Regions from separate parts of the Mus musculus genome. Here region 1 is linked to region 2. Evidence: chromatin loops called from intact Hi-C (ENCODE). Cell type or tissue: gastrocnemius. All regions are shown on one strand.

Evidence for each region. A loop is a pair of places that touch in the nucleus more often than their neighbours do. Peaks named below come from ENCODE experiments on the same cell type or tissue, not always from the same donor. Only the 100,000 strongest peaks of a DNase experiment are listed, where the experiment ranks them.
Region 1: a loop joins it to region 2, with 12 times the contacts of the local background. A loop is called at or near these places in 29 of 42 quality-filtered maps.

Annotation. Positions count from the first base shown.
Region 1 is chr7:49,774,339-49,782,338 of GRCm38, forward strand. Prmt3 (protein arginine N-methyltransferase 3) reads left to right here and starts at 4,020. Exons shown (of 16, transcript NM_133740.2): 1 at 4,020-4,163; 2 at 4,243-4,375; 3 at 5,971-6,053; 4 at 6,783-6,832; 5 at 7,604-7,706. The coding sequence starts at 4,139. In gastrocnemius, no CTCF peak of the experiment used is centred here; DNase peaks (open chromatin) are centred at 3,973 and 4,432; H3K4me3 peaks cover 1,327 bases; H3K27ac peaks cover 1,036 bases.
Region 2 is chr7:49,919,287-49,927,286 of GRCm38, forward strand. All of the region lies in intron 5 of Slc6a5 (solute carrier family 6 (neurotransmitter transporter, glycine), member 5), which reads left to right. Among named protein-coding and RNA genes, the nearest start is that of Slc6a5, 13 kb to the left of the region's middle. In gastrocnemius, a CTCF peak has its summit at 4,325 (motif pointing left); DNase peaks (open chromatin) are centred at 3,732, 4,316 and 5,150; H3K4me3 peaks cover 366 bases; H3K27ac peaks cover 312 bases.

The DNA of each region.
Region 1 (8,000 bases), 140 kb before region 2:
CAGTTAAATTTGTATTCTTATCCTTATATTGCAGATGGGGAGTCTGAGGCACACTATTGAGCCTTGCTCAGGGCTCTAGAGCTGAAAAGCTAGCGCTAGGAAGTGGCAGGGTCAGGATAAACCCCACTCAGCCTGATCCCATTGTTAGTATTTTGGGGTGTGTGTGTGTGTGTGTGTGTGTGTGTGTGTGTGTTCCCTCAGAGACCAGAAGAGGGCACTGGATCCCCTGGACCTGAGTTACAGATCTACCTATGTGTGTGCTAGGAACACGTTATTCAGGTCTTCTGTAAGGGCAGCAAATATTCTTAACCATTGAGCCATCTACCCAGCTCCCTGCAGGTGGTTTCTTTAACCACTCTGTTAAAGTACCCCTGTTTCCAGGTTTCCAGTTAACTTAGTATATTCAATTAAAACTTAAATTCTTGTGTTTCTCTCTTGATCCAGGCTCCTTTCAATTGCAAATGCTGGTTAATCTAAAATTCCTGGACACTAGACTGTGAAAGACTCAGTGTGGTGCGCTTTTCTAGTCTTTTGTTTTGGGAAAGGGTCTTAGGTAGCCCAGGCTGGCCTCAAATTCAATAAGCAATCCAAGATGACCTTGAACTTGCGATTCTTCTTCCTCTACCTCCCAAGTGTTGGGATTATAAATTTGCCCCATCATGCCTGGTTTCTGTAGTGCTGGGATTGAACCCAAGGCTTTATGCATGCTAGGTAAGAAGTCTACCAATGGAGCTATGTTTCCAGCCTTCTTTCGATGATACACATTAAACAGGCAGGAAAGGAAAACAGAGGGAAGGGGCAGTGCCCAGAGGAGCACATTGTGCCAGTTACATCATGGGACAGGTGCAGCTTCTGTGCTGGGGGATCTAAGTCACTTGACTTCAATGACTGTCTATTGTCCTGATTACATTTCAACTTTTGGTGGACACTGCTGAGTGAATACCGTTCCCTGTAGTATGGGTTTGTATTCCTGGAAGACAGCAGACATTGTCAATGTCAACTCTTCTAGAGCAGTCTGGGATCTTGGCAAGTGAGCTTCAAGGAGACAGAGCTGGATGCCTGCCTGTAATCCTAGCACCAGGGAGGCTGAGGCGCAAGGATCAAGGTCTTCCAGGACTACATAGTAAAACCCCATCTCAAAAGTAGAAGTTTTCTTCCTGCTGGTGGGTTCCCTCATGGCTGGGCTTGGAGGAGCTGGATGTGTTCCCATCATAACAGTCTTGGGCTTTGAGAAGAGAAGGGAAGCAGCCTTTGGGGATACCCATAAGAATACACTGAGCCTTGTGGGCTCTGGAGACGGCTAGACTCAGTGGCCAGTTTTAAGTTACTCTCTACTGTTTCTGCGCATCAAACATTCAGGAGCGAGTAAGTCTACAGTCAGATCTCAATAACAGAGTAGAGTGATGTTGGAAGGATCTATCTTCATGAGTAGGAGAGAAAATAGCCCATACCCAAGCCCTGTACTGTAGCGAGATGTCAGCCTCACAGAAGGTTCTGGGCCTCTAGACTGGCATTAATTACTGTCACCATCAACATTTGGGCACCACTATGGTTCAGCAGGTTCCTTCAACAGAGAAAAATGTGGCTTGCTGGAGAGAGAAGTTTATGCAGAGAGAGAGTCGGATGGGCCCAGATAAAGAAAGGCTGTACATTCATTCATTTGTTCAGCAGGTGCTCCTATCAAGGTGGTGATAAGTCATTGAGCAGTCTGCTAGCCAAGAGGGCCAGCAGATATCTGGCAATGTCCTAGGATGTCAGAGAGCTTCAGAAGGTGATGTGATGGACCCTGTCCTCTTCTGTGAGCCAGACCATGGAATGGGGTATTTGGGAAAGAGAAAAAGAGAGGAAGAGGAGGGAGAGGAGGTGGAGAAGATAATAGACAGTAATAGACAATAAGGAAGACCTGGGCTGTTCCCAGAGTAACACAACCTGTTTTTAGAAATGGTTGATGTGACTGGGAAGGGGGGCATCTTAGTTAGGGTTTTATTGTTGTGAAGAGACCACTATGACCAAGACAACTTTTATAATGGAAAACATGTAATTGGGGCTGGCTTATAGTTTCAGAGGTTTAGTCTATGATCATGGTGGGAAACATGGCATTGTGCAGGCAGACATGGTCCTGGAGGAGCTGAGAGTTCTACATTTTGATCCAAAGGCAGTAGAAGGGGACTGAGTTCCACATTGTGTGGAGTTTGAGCATAGGAGACCTCAAAGCCTGCTTCCACAATGACACACTTCCTCTAACAAGGCCACACATACTCCAACAAGGCCGTACCTCCTAATAGTGCCACTCTCCATGGGCCAAGCGTTCAAACATATGATTCTGTGGGGAGGACCATACTTATTCAAACCTTCACAAGGGGTAGGCAGGCTGTAAGAGGTTGGGAGGACTGGAGGGAAACCGTCTTCTGCACATACCAGGACCACTCGTAAAGCTAGCAGCTGGGGTTGCCTGCACGAGAGAAGCCAGTCAGCATTCTAACATGGCGTGGCTGGGGATTCTTGAGTACCCACTCCTGAGGAGCTATGACAGTGGATGTTTCTCAGAGAGGGAGTTTTCTTTAAGGCTGTGACCTCTGGTAGGTTGACCACACTCCTGTGGTTGTCCCCCAACCCAGAGTATATGGACCCCAGAAACTGGAATCCATGTTATTGTTTTTTAAAAGGATATAAAGGTGAGGGGTAGGGCCATGGGAGTGGATGGATCTGAGAGGAATTAAGAGGAGGAGTGGGAGGCATATGATCAAGAGACACTGTGTGATATTCTCAAAAATATTTTAAAAAATTATGATGTGAGCAAAATCCTGTTGGGGGAGGGTGTTAGCACCCCCCCCCCTGTTACCTGGCTAGGTATGCCTGAGTCACTACAAAAGGGGCTGCTTGTCCCCTCTGAGTCCTCTTGCCTTCTGGCTCCTGCCCCCCTCTCTCCCCATTCCCTCCCCCCTCTCTCTCCACGTGCTCATGGCTGGCCTCTACTCCTCTAATCCGCTACTCTCTCTCTCTCTCTCTCTCTCTGCCTTTTTCTGTCTCTATTACCTTCTTAACTCCCCTCCCCATGCCCTGAATAAACTCTATTCTATACTATTACTATACCATGCCCTCAGGGGGAAGAGGTGCCTCAGCATGGGCCCGCAGAGGCACCACTCCCCCCCCCCCCCCACCTGACTACACCTCCACCAAAACATATCCCTTCTCCCTTTATCTTTTTATAAAACACAACAGAGGGGAAGAGGAACTGCCCACCAAAGAGCTTCAGTGATCAGCAGTACACTGGCTCGAGGGTGTGCATGGTGGGAAGTTGAACTGAGCTGTCTGACACTATACTATGCAGGCCTAGCTGGCCATGTCCTCAAACATGCCCCATGCAGAGTCCAGCCTCATCTGCAGCCTGGAGGCTTTACCTACCCAGAATTACTGCTTCCCACCTGCCTAAGGGAACTCCACTGTTAGATACTAGGAATATTAGAAAGGAGGCAGCCTGAGACTCGGGAACCCTGGTATCCTCCCTAACCCCACAGGCAGGGCAGAGAGCATTTGTTGGCACATATCACACAGTCCACCTGTTTCCATTGTATAGGCTCAAGTTAATGCCTAAACTTTTCACACACGTGTAAGTCTTACCATAACCATCAGGTTACTGCAGTCATGAGAGTGCTTTACCAGTCAGGAAACTGAGGCCAAGAGAAGGCAGGTTACCTGCTCATGCTTAGAATTCAAGCATTCAGAAATAGAGTTCAAACTTAGGGTGTTTGTAAAGCCCATGGTTCTCACTTTATCACTTTAACCCCTAGTAGGGGTGTGGGGCTTGAGTGCACACCCACATACATCAGCATACAGGTTAATTTAAGGGGCTTTCTTGTCTTCCCCAGAGCCTCCGAGCCTGGCCTGCATTGGCCATCTCTGCCGCCAGAGGGCGCTGCGATAAGTCGGTGCTCAACCTTGTAAGCGCCGGCGCCTCGGTTGCGCAAGCGTCCAAGCCGGAGAGCGGTGCCCCGCCCCCTACGCCCACGTGACCCGGAAGCGCTCTCCGGACGGTTCACGCTCCGCGTGTGGATCGCTTTGGGGGCTCCCGCGCACCCGCGCCGCTCGTTCCCGGCTCCGGTGCCGCGCTGTGCGGCCGCGCGCTTGGTCGGCGGCCATGTGTTCGCTAGCGGCGGGGAACGGTGGGTGCCCCCTCGCGTAGGGCGGCGGGGCGCGGGTGGGCGGGCGCGGGTCTCGGTGCTGACCGTGTGTGCTCTGCAGGCCGTGGCGCCGAGCTGGGGCCGGAGCCCCTGGAACTGTCGGACAGCGGAGACGACGCGGGCTGGGAGGACGAGGACGCGGACACTGAGCCCGCGCACGGCCGGCAGCACACACCCTGCCTGTTCTGTGACAGGTTCGTGCCGGTGTGGAAGGCGCGCCGCAGCGCCAGCGAGCACGTGGCGGGCCCGAGGCTCCGGCCCGCGCGGGACGGTTGATTGACAAGGGGCTGCTCACGTGGTCCGGGGGGGGCGGAGCCGGGGACCGCGCTCTGGGTTTGCCTCTGCAGCCCAGTCAACCCCACCCCTCACTCTAATTCCCCCCCCCCACCCCCCATACTAAGTCAGGCCTGGCATACCATCACTCTGGAGGCTGAGGCAGGAGAATGGTCAGGAATCCCAGGCCAGCCTTGAGTCACCAAGCTAGACCCTCTCGAAAACACACCCAGAAAAAATCTGAACTTCACACCTTAGTCCTAAATTAGGGATTCCATGAAGGCTGGGTGTTTTTCATTCTGTTCCTTGGATACCAGACTTTGAAAGCGCATAGACTGGAAGCGCGCTTCCATTTCTACCATCCTATAATAGGACGTTCTCTTCTCATGTAACATTCAACTGAGCCATTTAGACAGAACTAGCTCACTTCCATGATTGAGGGAGGAACTGATGCTCTTTGTACTTAGGGGAAAATGAGGCTGCAGAGCCACCAACTTGTTCAAGGTCACGAAGCTGCTGTTTATATTCCTAGGACACACCTTCTTTTCACTTAAAATCCTGCATCTTAGATGGAAGTGACTTGGCTGAAAAAGGGGTGATTGATGTTGACTAGCGCTGCTGGGTCCCGCCCCCTGTGTCGGTTCCTGGTGCTGACTGGTGGCATATTAGTGGTCCTAGGTGGCGCCTCATTGGAGAGGAGAATGACTGCACACTCGTATTTATTGTATTTATTGAGCATCTGTGGTGCAGTGCCCTGTGATAGGCTGCGAGGATGATCCAGATGACCTGTCTTGGCAGACATTGAGAGTTGCCTGTGTGCTAGGCATACAGAAGTGAAGTGCGGAGTCTCTGCTGTATATTCGTTCGTGTCCTTCAGTGTTGGAGGTTACATACAAAAGAAGTGTTATTCTTCACGCTGTAGTGCAGGTGCTGTAGGACTACCAAGGTCACTTGAAATCTGGCACTTTGGGAATGTGCCAGCTGTATAATTGTGTGCTTTGTGTCTAAAAACACTATGCTGGGTTCAGAGGGAGGGGAAAGAGGCTCAACTAGGGAACTTTTGTGACTTGAGAGAAACCAAATATATCAGAGAGAGCTTTATTACCCAGAAGCCTCTGGGTAAATTTGGGGTATTCAGTGTTGTCTAAAACGGTTGTGGTGTAACGCCAGAGGGAGGGAGCTCCTCTTGGGACTTGCTGAGGAGTCCCCCTGAGGAATCTGCCAAAGGACAGGTTTAGGGACCCTGGGGAAGGGGGTAGAGGCAGAGGGAGGGGGACAGAGAAGGACAGAAAGAGAGAGGAAGAGGAGGAAAGGCCAGCCAGGGTCACAAGGGAAGAGAGAGAGGGAGAGAGTAAATGGAGAAAGAGAGAGGGAAGGTGAGGAGAGGAATGGAGGGGAAGGGAGGGGGTAGGCTGTTGCTAGGTAACTGTTGGGTGGAGCCTGGAGGAAGTGCTAACATTCAGTATTTTGACCTCCTCTGAGACTGTTCCAGGAGACTCTATGCTTGTCTCTTCAGGTTGTTCGCCTCTGCTGAGGAAACGTTTTCACACTGTAAGTTGGAGCATCAATTTAATATTGATAGTATGGTCCATAAACATGGTGAGTATCTCTTAGCATAAAGGCAGGTTTGCTTGTGAAGTTTAGATTGACCCTTTTTCCAGACCCTTTCTTTCCTTTGTGTGTAGTTCCCCCCAGCTGATGTTAGCTGTCTTCCTCAGTTGTGCTCTACTGTGTGCATTGAGGCAGGACCTCTCACTTGAACCTGGAGCTCGCTGACCCAGCTGCTCTAGCTAGCAGCTTTCTTGAATGATCCCTGGCTTCTGCCTCTCAAGCATTAACAGTACAAAAGGCTGCCACCTCTGCCTGGTGTTTTATGTGGTGCTGAGAATCGCAATCATGGCCTTATGCCTTCTGTGTAAGTGCTCTCACCCATTTTGCCACAGTTCTGACAATCTGAGTTTGTATCCCAGAACTCACACAGAGGTGGAAGAAGACAGCCAGTATTCTTTGACCTCCACTTGTGCAGGGTAGCACACTTACATATACACATCACACTCTCCCTCCCCCATATAGCGTACCCCCCACATGCATGATAATAAATAAATTCTTTAATGAAATGCAAAACACTTCAAAACCTGTTACCTGTGGCTAATTCTCAGCTTAAATATTTAAAAGTAACAAAATTGCAGCTCCTAATTCTTAATGCAAAATTCCAAATAATAAGTGATACTTTAGAGGTCGGAAATATATCATTGGAGGAAAATTTACAGATGAGTTAAAACAAATACATTGTATTAAAATCAATGAATTGTCTTTTCTCCTATTTAGGACTTGAATTTTATGGATACATTAAACTAATAAATTTTATTAGACTTAAGGTAAGTTGGAAACCTAATAATTTTATTTAGAAATTTTTGGAGTTCATAGAGACTGTCGCTGTCCTGATTATTTAGTAAATTTTGAGCTGTTGTTTCAAATTTGGCATTTTTCATCTTGTGGGAATTGTGGGCCTGAGAAAAGAGTGCTGTGTGACGCTCCAGGTGGACATGTCCCCTCTGCTTAGTCCTGTCATGTTTAACTAAACTGATCAGTACTATGCAGAAAGCAATATTAGATAAAAGGAAAACTATCAGTAAAATCAAATCATTTCTAGTCTGATTCAGGAACTTTGAGCTTTTAAAAATGTCCACAGTTTATTCTCTTTTAAATCTCTATCTTATTTTATGTATATGAATGTTTTGCCTGAATGCCTGGTGCCTGCAGAAGCCAAAAGAGGCCGTCAGGATCCTCTGGACCTTGGGTTAAAGATGGTTGGTTGTGAGCCCCCATGTGGGTGCTAGGAATTGAACCCAGCTGTTCTGTAAGGATAGCCAATGCTCTTAGGCCCTCAGCCATTTCTCCATCCTACATTGTTTATTTTTTTCAAATGTTTTGTTCTTTGTCCTTTTGAAATGAATGTTTGAGCTGGTGTCACTCTCCTGGCATCAGAGAGTATAAGAATGCCCTGTAGCCATTTAGAATGCCGGGTAAACACAGGTGCAACCATTTTGTGCAGATTTGAGTTCTGTTTTGCTTAAGTTCCTCACTCCTTTTTTGGGAGCTTTGTCATTGCAAACAATGAATACAGTGTGCTTTATCTTCATGCCCAGAATCCTACGGTTGAATATATGAATTCCATATATAACCCTGTGCCTTGGGAAAAAGATGAGTACCTGAAGCCAGTGTTGGAAGATGACCTTTTGCTTCAGTTTGGTGAGACGAACCTTCTCTATCTGCTTTAGCTAGCCTCAGGCCATTTGTTACACCAAATGAAGCAAAGAAAATGGACCTTCGTCACTCAAGCAGTGATTTGCTTTCCGTTTTCATGTGGTTGATAAAAGAGTAGATGATTCTGAAAGTAAGCAGTTTGCAAGCTTTAAGTTGGCCGTGTTCTGGAGGAGCGAGGAAGCGTTGCGCCAGTCGTCCCTTCTGGCTGTGCTTCCTGGCTTTTCCAGTGTGTCTGCACTGTGTGCTCACCCTTTTGTTGCAGTTACAGGATTGACTATT
Region 2 (8,000 bases):
TAACTGGAGAAATAGCTGAGAGTTTTACATCCAAATCCTGCAGGTATGCAATGTTTGGGTAGAAGAGAAATATCTCTACTGTTGCTCTCTTTTGGTCTTATTCAAAACTTCTCTAGGTGGAGGCTGGGTGGTGTGTGTGTGTGACATATATGTGTGACATACATGTGTGTGTAAAAGTACGACAGTATAAACTATGTCCTTAGATGTGGGACAATAACTTGAGGCTACAGCAGGCAGCAGGAAGAGAGAGACACTGGCTTTGGTGTGGGCCTTTGGAACCTTAAACCCCACCCAGTGATGCACCTGCTCCAACAAGGCCACACCCCTAATCCTTCTCAAGCAGTGCCGCTCCCTGATGACTAAGCACTCAAACGTATGAGCCCATAGGGGACATTCTTATTCACACCATCACATGGGCAATGCTATAAACCCTCAAGCCTGCTCCCAGTCATCATGTACTTCCTCCAGCAAGGCCACGCCTCCTAATCCTCCCCCAACAGCACCACCTACTGGGGACCAAGTGCTCAAATATGTGAATCTATGGAGGACATCGCACATTAAAATCAACACATGTCCTATATAGTCCCAGTCCCACATTGAAGGACACAGTATACACTGTAGTGCTTTTACACACACACACACACACACACACACACACACACACACACACACCACCCCACACCCAGCCTCCACCTAGAAAGGTTTTGAATAACAGCAAAAGAGAGGAACAATAAAGTTGTTTCCCTTCAATCCAAATTCTGCACACCTGGCAGGGCTCAGGAGTGGGGAACGGGGCTTGCACAGGTTCCCTATGGATGCATGACCAAGGCTAAGTGTCCCTCAGTATCTGTGGGGCTCATAGTCTTCATCTCCACTGGTTCCCTGTTGACAGTTTTCTCAGGGCACTAGAGTGGTACCCAAAGCTGGTAGCTGCATATCAGAATCACCTGGGAATGAGCAATGTCAGTCACTTAAGGAACAAACTTGATGAATTAAAGATCAGACTGCATCAATGACTCTGGGAACCAGGATTTAAAATCTTCTCAGATTTGGACTTAGGATCCATCTCAGTTGATAGAGTATTGTGTACCGTGCATAGGACCCCGAGTTTGATCCCTAGCACAGCATAAGCTCGGTGTGGTAGTGAATGTCTACGATTCATTCCAGCACTCTGGAGGTGGAGGCAGGAGGACTAGAAATTCAAAGTCATCCTTGACTGCATAGCAAGCTTGAGGCCAGTGGGTTACATGAGATCCCATCTCAATAAAGGAAGCAATATGTTGTTTTTGCTCAAGTATAAGCCAAGCTAGGAACTAACTACCAGGGTAGAAGTTGCTCAGTGCCTTTCTGTTTTTCTTGCCGTTGGGGACTGAACACACACACGTGAGCCACCATTGAGTAACTAACACCCTCCCCACCTCCAGAATAGTTTTTGACAATGTGGACCATACTTGGTTTTGGAATGAGGCGTGGCCCACCTTCTTTGCCTCATGCAGTACTTACCTCTAAAAAAGAAAAAAAAAAATCTGTGATTTTGGAGAGATTCACTTGCAGCTCTCCACAGAATCCCAGGCAGCAATCAGATGCCAGAATATCTTCTTGGAAACAACCAGCAAGTTTAGATCAAGCACGTTATTCCAGGAATTGCCTCCTGGAGTGGAGAAAACTCAGGTCATAACCCATCCCAGAGTCCAGCTTGTCTTTGCCAAAATCTGACTGGAAAGGAAGTTCCCTTCCAAGACTATGTGCTGGATCAAGTTGTGGCTTTTGATTTAGGATCCAAGGATGCTTTCTGGAGCGAGCCTGAGAGGCCATATGGTCACAGCGATCAGTGTCCTGCAGCTGTCCCCCAGGTGGGAGTATCATTCAGAAATATGCAGTCTTCTACCAAGAAGGTCCACTCTCACCAGTGTAGCATCTGAGCACATATTAAAGACAGCCACTTTCACTGCACGCTGTCTGTCTGAGACGCTCTTTCATTGACTATTCAATGTTAATATGCACAACAAGCCTACATAGGCATTCCGTTGTTTCTATGTCACAGGCGAAAAACCTTGAGCAGAAGCTCTGAATTAGGTGTCTGGTCGGACTTGGGGACTGGAGTCCAAGTATGCATGTCTTTTAAGGCCACAGACTTACCCCAGTGCTAAATGCTTCCTAGACTGCAAGGCTGCACCATAAAGTCACATTTTTACCCCTCTTGAACAGAACCTGCGGATTGCAGACGGCAAGTGACGCGATGATTATTGTTTTTTTTCCCCAGATGACTAAGGGGAGTTTTCAAACTTGCAATGTAAGTTGCAAGGTCTGCATTTTGGGCCATGTGACCCCCATATTTTCTGCCTGTCCGGGGTGTTTAAAGAATCTTTGGTCCACGTGTTCTAGTCTATCAAGTCCCAGCAAAAGTGATATCATGACAGGTGTTCCCCCCCCCCAGTGATATTTGTGGTTGATATTCTGTGTGATAGCAAGAAAGATCACGCACGCAATAGCTAAGCTATCACTGTGATGATTCTACGTGGAGGCATCCGTGCAAAGGGAAAATTAGAGACAGATAAATATGGTACGAAACTGCTCATTGCAATCACATTCACAGTGCTGGAAAGCAGTAGGAACTTAGTATGTGATAAAGAGCCCCACAATTCCATTGCTCAAATAAATCATGGCTCACCCTTCATAATAAGTTATTCTATAATCATTAAAAACAAATAGTCATATATAAAAGCATGGGAAAAACCTCCCACATCCTAATACATTTAAAAGCATGCTATGTTCATAGTGGGATTTTATCTTTATTAGAGATACCTACATGGATGTAAGGATAAAAATTTGAACAATTTGGGGCCCATCTTTGCTCCATTTTTCTGTCATAGATATGCATCTATTGTGTAGTCTATTCATTTTTACATGTGTGTGTTTATTCTTTTTAAAGCTACCTAGGTACCTTGGCCAGGCATATAGGTGATGCCTTAAGAGAGAGGCAGGCATGACCCTGCCCTGGTTTGGATTCATGTCTCTCTCCAGTGTGGTGTGAAGCAACCCTGAGAGGCAGAGGGCTATGGGGCCTGGCATGGCTAGGCATCTATTCACCAGCCGTACACCATTAAAACAACCAGAGCACAGACAATGGGCATATTTCTCTGATTATTCCTAGGAGCCCATGAATGAGTCAGAGGCCGCAGCACGCTTAGCCATAGTTTCTAATTTTTTTTTTGTTAATTAAATAAAGCAAAGTATCAATATTCCCCCACCCCCTCTCTGCACTCCCCTCAGCTTCTGCATTACTTGTACATGGGTGGGCTCTATACATGGGGTCAAGTTCTCTTTGATAGGGGTTTCAATCCTGTTGGGTTTTGAGGTGCCGTAGAAAGGTAAGAGAATCCTGACCTATAGAGATACACATTGCTTTAAATCCCTTCTGCTTGGCCCAGCTGTTGGGAATTTAGACAATAGCTTTTCCCATGCCATCTCCAAGATGAATACACCAAGCTAGGCTTCTTTGGGAAATGGACCTGATGCCCCCTCTCCTCCCTTGCAGTGTTCCCCACATGACCCCCAAGGCACCGCCTCAGCCCTGTAACCACTTCGTTTTCAAAGCAAGCCTGGCACTGTCCCAGGAGATGAACGGACGTATAAATGGCTTAACATTGTGACCCTCACACACAGTGGGTGGAGGTGTGTCCACCACCAGTGTTGCTCTGATCATGTTGTCTGATTGTTCATGTCAGCATGCAGATGCCAAGCACTGTGCCCACTCCAGCCCGAGACCAGCCCTGGGGCTGCCTACAGAGAGAGGCAGAACATGCCTAGTCATTTCATCTTCCTTCCCGTTTTTATTAAGGCAAGGCCTTGTTCTGTAGTTCAGATGGCAATCCTCTAGTCTCAGCTTCCTGCGTCTCTAGGTACAGCTTGTAGGACAGGCTACTGCCCAGGCTGACTCAGCCCTCCAAGGATCTGCAATGGAGGACAGTTTGTCCCTACCCTGCGGAATGAGTTCAGCCACTGTTTTGTTCAAACAGGGCCTTAGCTGGGTCAGCTCAAATTGGAACAGTATAAACACCATTTCTATTTCTGGAATGGCTTAATTTTCATTAGAACTTTAATTAAATGATCCCTTTTCTCCCCGGTCTTTCCTGTGCTTTCATTTATTAATAATTGCCCGAGTAAAGAGAATCCCATTCCAACAGCTTTCCAATTTAGCCGATCATTATCGCTGTTCTTTGTTCGGGGTTGTTGGGCCGCGGAGCTCTGATGAGATGGCCTGTCACTGCTTCTCTGGCGGACAGAAAGGGCAGAGAGCCGAGAAGCACGCTCCTGCCACCTAGTGGTTAGAAGAGACATTGCAGGAGGCTCGAGGCTGCTGGTGGCTCTGCAGCATTGCAGTGGGAACCTGGAACTGGATCTTATGAGGCTACACTGGGTTGGCTGGTCGGTGGTCCTCTGGGCATTCACGGGTCCAGGGAGTCTTTACAAAGGCAATTTTGGAAGCAAGCAGCGATCACTGAGATCTTAGCGGATGGGTTGCTTTTCATCAGGAAAAATCAGAATTAAGCCGTGGTGATTTACGCCAAAAGGATCTGAGTGGAACTTTAATCCCCTGGTTCAGGGGATTAAAAGAAATTAAAAGAAGAAATTAAAAGAAATTAAAAGAAGAAATCTTCCCCAGCAAAGATTTGATAGTCGGGAGTCTGGAATCCTTCTGAAAATGTTTTTGTTGTTGTTGTTTTTATTTTGTTTTGTTTTGGTTTTGTTGTTTTGTTTTTTTAATTAAAGAGCTAATGTTGAAAAGGCAGCTTCTAGGAGACACCTAGAAACAGATTCTCAGCCTGAGATTTAGCAGAGCCAGTTTTTGTTTTTGTTTTTGCTTTTGTTTTTGGTCTGGGGTGGTAAGACTACTAGTGTTTGGTGAGCAGCAGCCAGTGGCTATTACCACATAGGACAGCCTTCTTCCAGCAAAGAATGATTTGGCCCGGGAAGTAATTATTAGTACTCCTCGGAGAGAGTCTGGGGAGCCAATCAGAAGGGGAGGGGTTTTCTACTGTTATTTGAATCTTGCTTGTTTGAGATAAGGTTGGGCTCACGCTCCTGGCAGCCTTCCTGTCTCAGCCTGTCACATGCCGGGATTACAGGTGTACACCACCACACGTGGTCTAATGTGCATCCGAAGACTGAACCGGAGGCTTCGTGCTGCTAGGCAAACACTCTAGCAATGAGCAACATCAGCAGCCCATGTTGTTGGAATCTTCCCTCGGCATTCTGAGATAACTAGGGGTGGGGGTGGGGGAGCAGCCGGCCATTGAGGTAGGTCAGTGTGTTCCTCGGAAGTGATACAGAGTACAGTCTGCCTCGTGGACAGGTAATATGACGAAGATTGAGTTACTGCTAGGATGTATTGAGTATTTTTAAGCCTCTTATCTCACTTACTTTGGACCCTGCAATAGCCCCGTGAACGAGATCCATCCATCCCTAGCAGTTGGAGGTGCTCTCAGGCCTGGTGGAAGCCTGAACCCCCACTCTTGCCCTTGTGGCTGCACTCACAGAGGGTGTGGCTCGGGGCATGGTTTGGGGCGTGGCTTGGAGCGTGGCACAATGCATCTTCACTGCATGCATTTTGTCATGGTGTCTAGAACAATTTTAACTCATTCTCCAAAACTTAGAAAAGGAAGATGGTATGCAGACTCACTTTCTGCATCTGGACCTGAACATCTGGAAAAGGTCATTGCGGATTGGTGGGAACAATCTGTCTGCTGCTGCCGTCATTCCCCATTTGTGCCTTCCTCCTTGGGCCCCTGTGCTGGACTCTCTAGGTGCACGAGCCCATGAGCCCTGCTGTGTACTCCAGAGTGGGGTAGATCAGAGTGAGGACTGCAAAAAGCAAGTGCCCCGTTCCTCCTGGCAGGACTTGCATCCTTGGTAAGCGGCTGCAGCTCTGGGTACCAGCTGATTCCAGGACTTGGCTCACAGGGGTGACGTAAGGCTTGGGGGCCATGAGCATCCAGTGTTGCAGACATCCCCGAGACCTAGTCCTCACAGTGCCAGTTGTCTTGCTACTTGGTGCTTGATGAAACTGTCTTTTGGGAGTCCAGCGGGCTTTTTGTTTCAAATTTCTGCCCATTTTTACTTATTGCATCCCCTTCTGTGGTGCTGGAATTAGAACCTAGGGCCTTAGGCATGCTAGTTAGTGCTTCACCCCTGAGAAAACCCACAGCTGTGTGTCTAGCAGTTTATACTGCTGTTAGAAACACATTGCAAAACGGTCAGAAATACCCCAGCTTCTTCCTATTGAGAGTAAAGATTAAAATAATCTATGCTTGCTGTGTCTAAAGACGACTTCTTGAGCTGAGCCCAGCATGGGGTCTTATTGTAGAAATTATTTATTCTCAATCTGGGACTTCTAACTCACCTTTGATCATTTAGTTCCTAGATAAAAGACACACAACTTTTATTATTTACAGTACGCCTTAATCAGCGCTAGAGCTGGGCAGAAATCTATCCTCTATGCTATTAAAATCTATGTCCTATCGATAACCCCAAGTTATTACTTATGTTTCATCTGGGCTGCTCTTAACTCCAATTGGCCAGCCTTCATGACCATGCTTTCCCAACTCCTAACCTATGACATCTTTCTCCTCTCCCACCTTCTTTTCACCCTTATGGTCTCCTCAGCTCCAAGCCCAGGAACCCATCTTTGCCTATCTTTCTTCTCCCAAGCTGTAGGCATTTTATTCACCATTCAGGGAAAATTTTTGGGGTGGGGGTCAAGGTTACAAAGTATCACTTGTGTAAGTCACTTGGGTAAGTGGGGTGGGGGTCAAGGTTACAAAGTATCACTTGTGTAAGTCACTTGGGTAAGTGCAGACCCTCGTATCCCTGGAGGCACCCAGGCCTCGGAGGCCAGCATTTAGCATTACAACACAAGCAAAAGACCAAACCTCAACGGTGCCTGGCACCCTGGCACCCCTGCACCCTGGCATGCTAACGCTCATGTGGTTGACTGGTTGACTTTCTCTTCTTATTCCAGGCATTCTCAGCTATTGGGATTTTGCATGGGATAATTCTTTGTCAACATGGAGAACTGACTTGCTCATTGTAGCAGCAGCAGCAGCAGCAGCAGCAGCAGCAGCAGCAGCAGCCTTGGTCTTTATGCTCTTGATGTCAATAGTGCTGAGCTGCTCAGATGCAAAAGTTAGAAATGTTTCTGGATATTACTATATGGCCCATGATGATCACATTCACCAAGACGACACATTCTCAGGTCCTGTTGAAGGCCCTTTAGCACACAGTGTGGTCACTAGGCCTGCTGACCCATGTGAGTGTGGAAAGAGCATAGCACAGGTTCTAAGAGTACCTACTGTGTGTTGTCTATATTACTAGGTGGTGCTTCAAAGCAGGGCTTAGAAATTATTATTATTTTTTTCTTGACACAGAATCTAGTTCAGGATGTTTTAGAAACTGCTGTGAAGCTGGTCATAACCTTAAAGTTCTGACCTCTTTGCATCCACCTCCCGAGTGTTGGGATTGCAGATGTGAGCAACTACACCTGGTTTTATGCGGTGCTGGGAATTGAACCTGGGGTTTCCTGCATGCCTGGCAACCGACCAACTGAGCTGTATCCCAGCCTCCTTGATCTTCCTGCCTCTGTCTGACACATGCTGGGATTATAGGCTGGCACTCTTGTCCTGGCCAGAGAGACCACTTACTAGAAAGCCTTCTATAGCAATAGCACTTAAGAAGGAGCCTCACAGGATACCCCTGCTCAAATTGATATCTGTAACTGATATGCCTTCTGTAGTGTCCTAAGGATCTGGGTCTGAATTTAGATCTTATGACCTATGGGACTTCAGTCATGATATTGACCTTTAAATGACCTTAATGACTTTAAAAAGCTCATTTCTTTATTTAAAAACTTAATTATTTATTTTAGATAGGGTTTTACCGTATTACCCTGGATGTTCTGGAACTAACTATATGGACCAGGCCGGTCTTGAACTCACAGACAT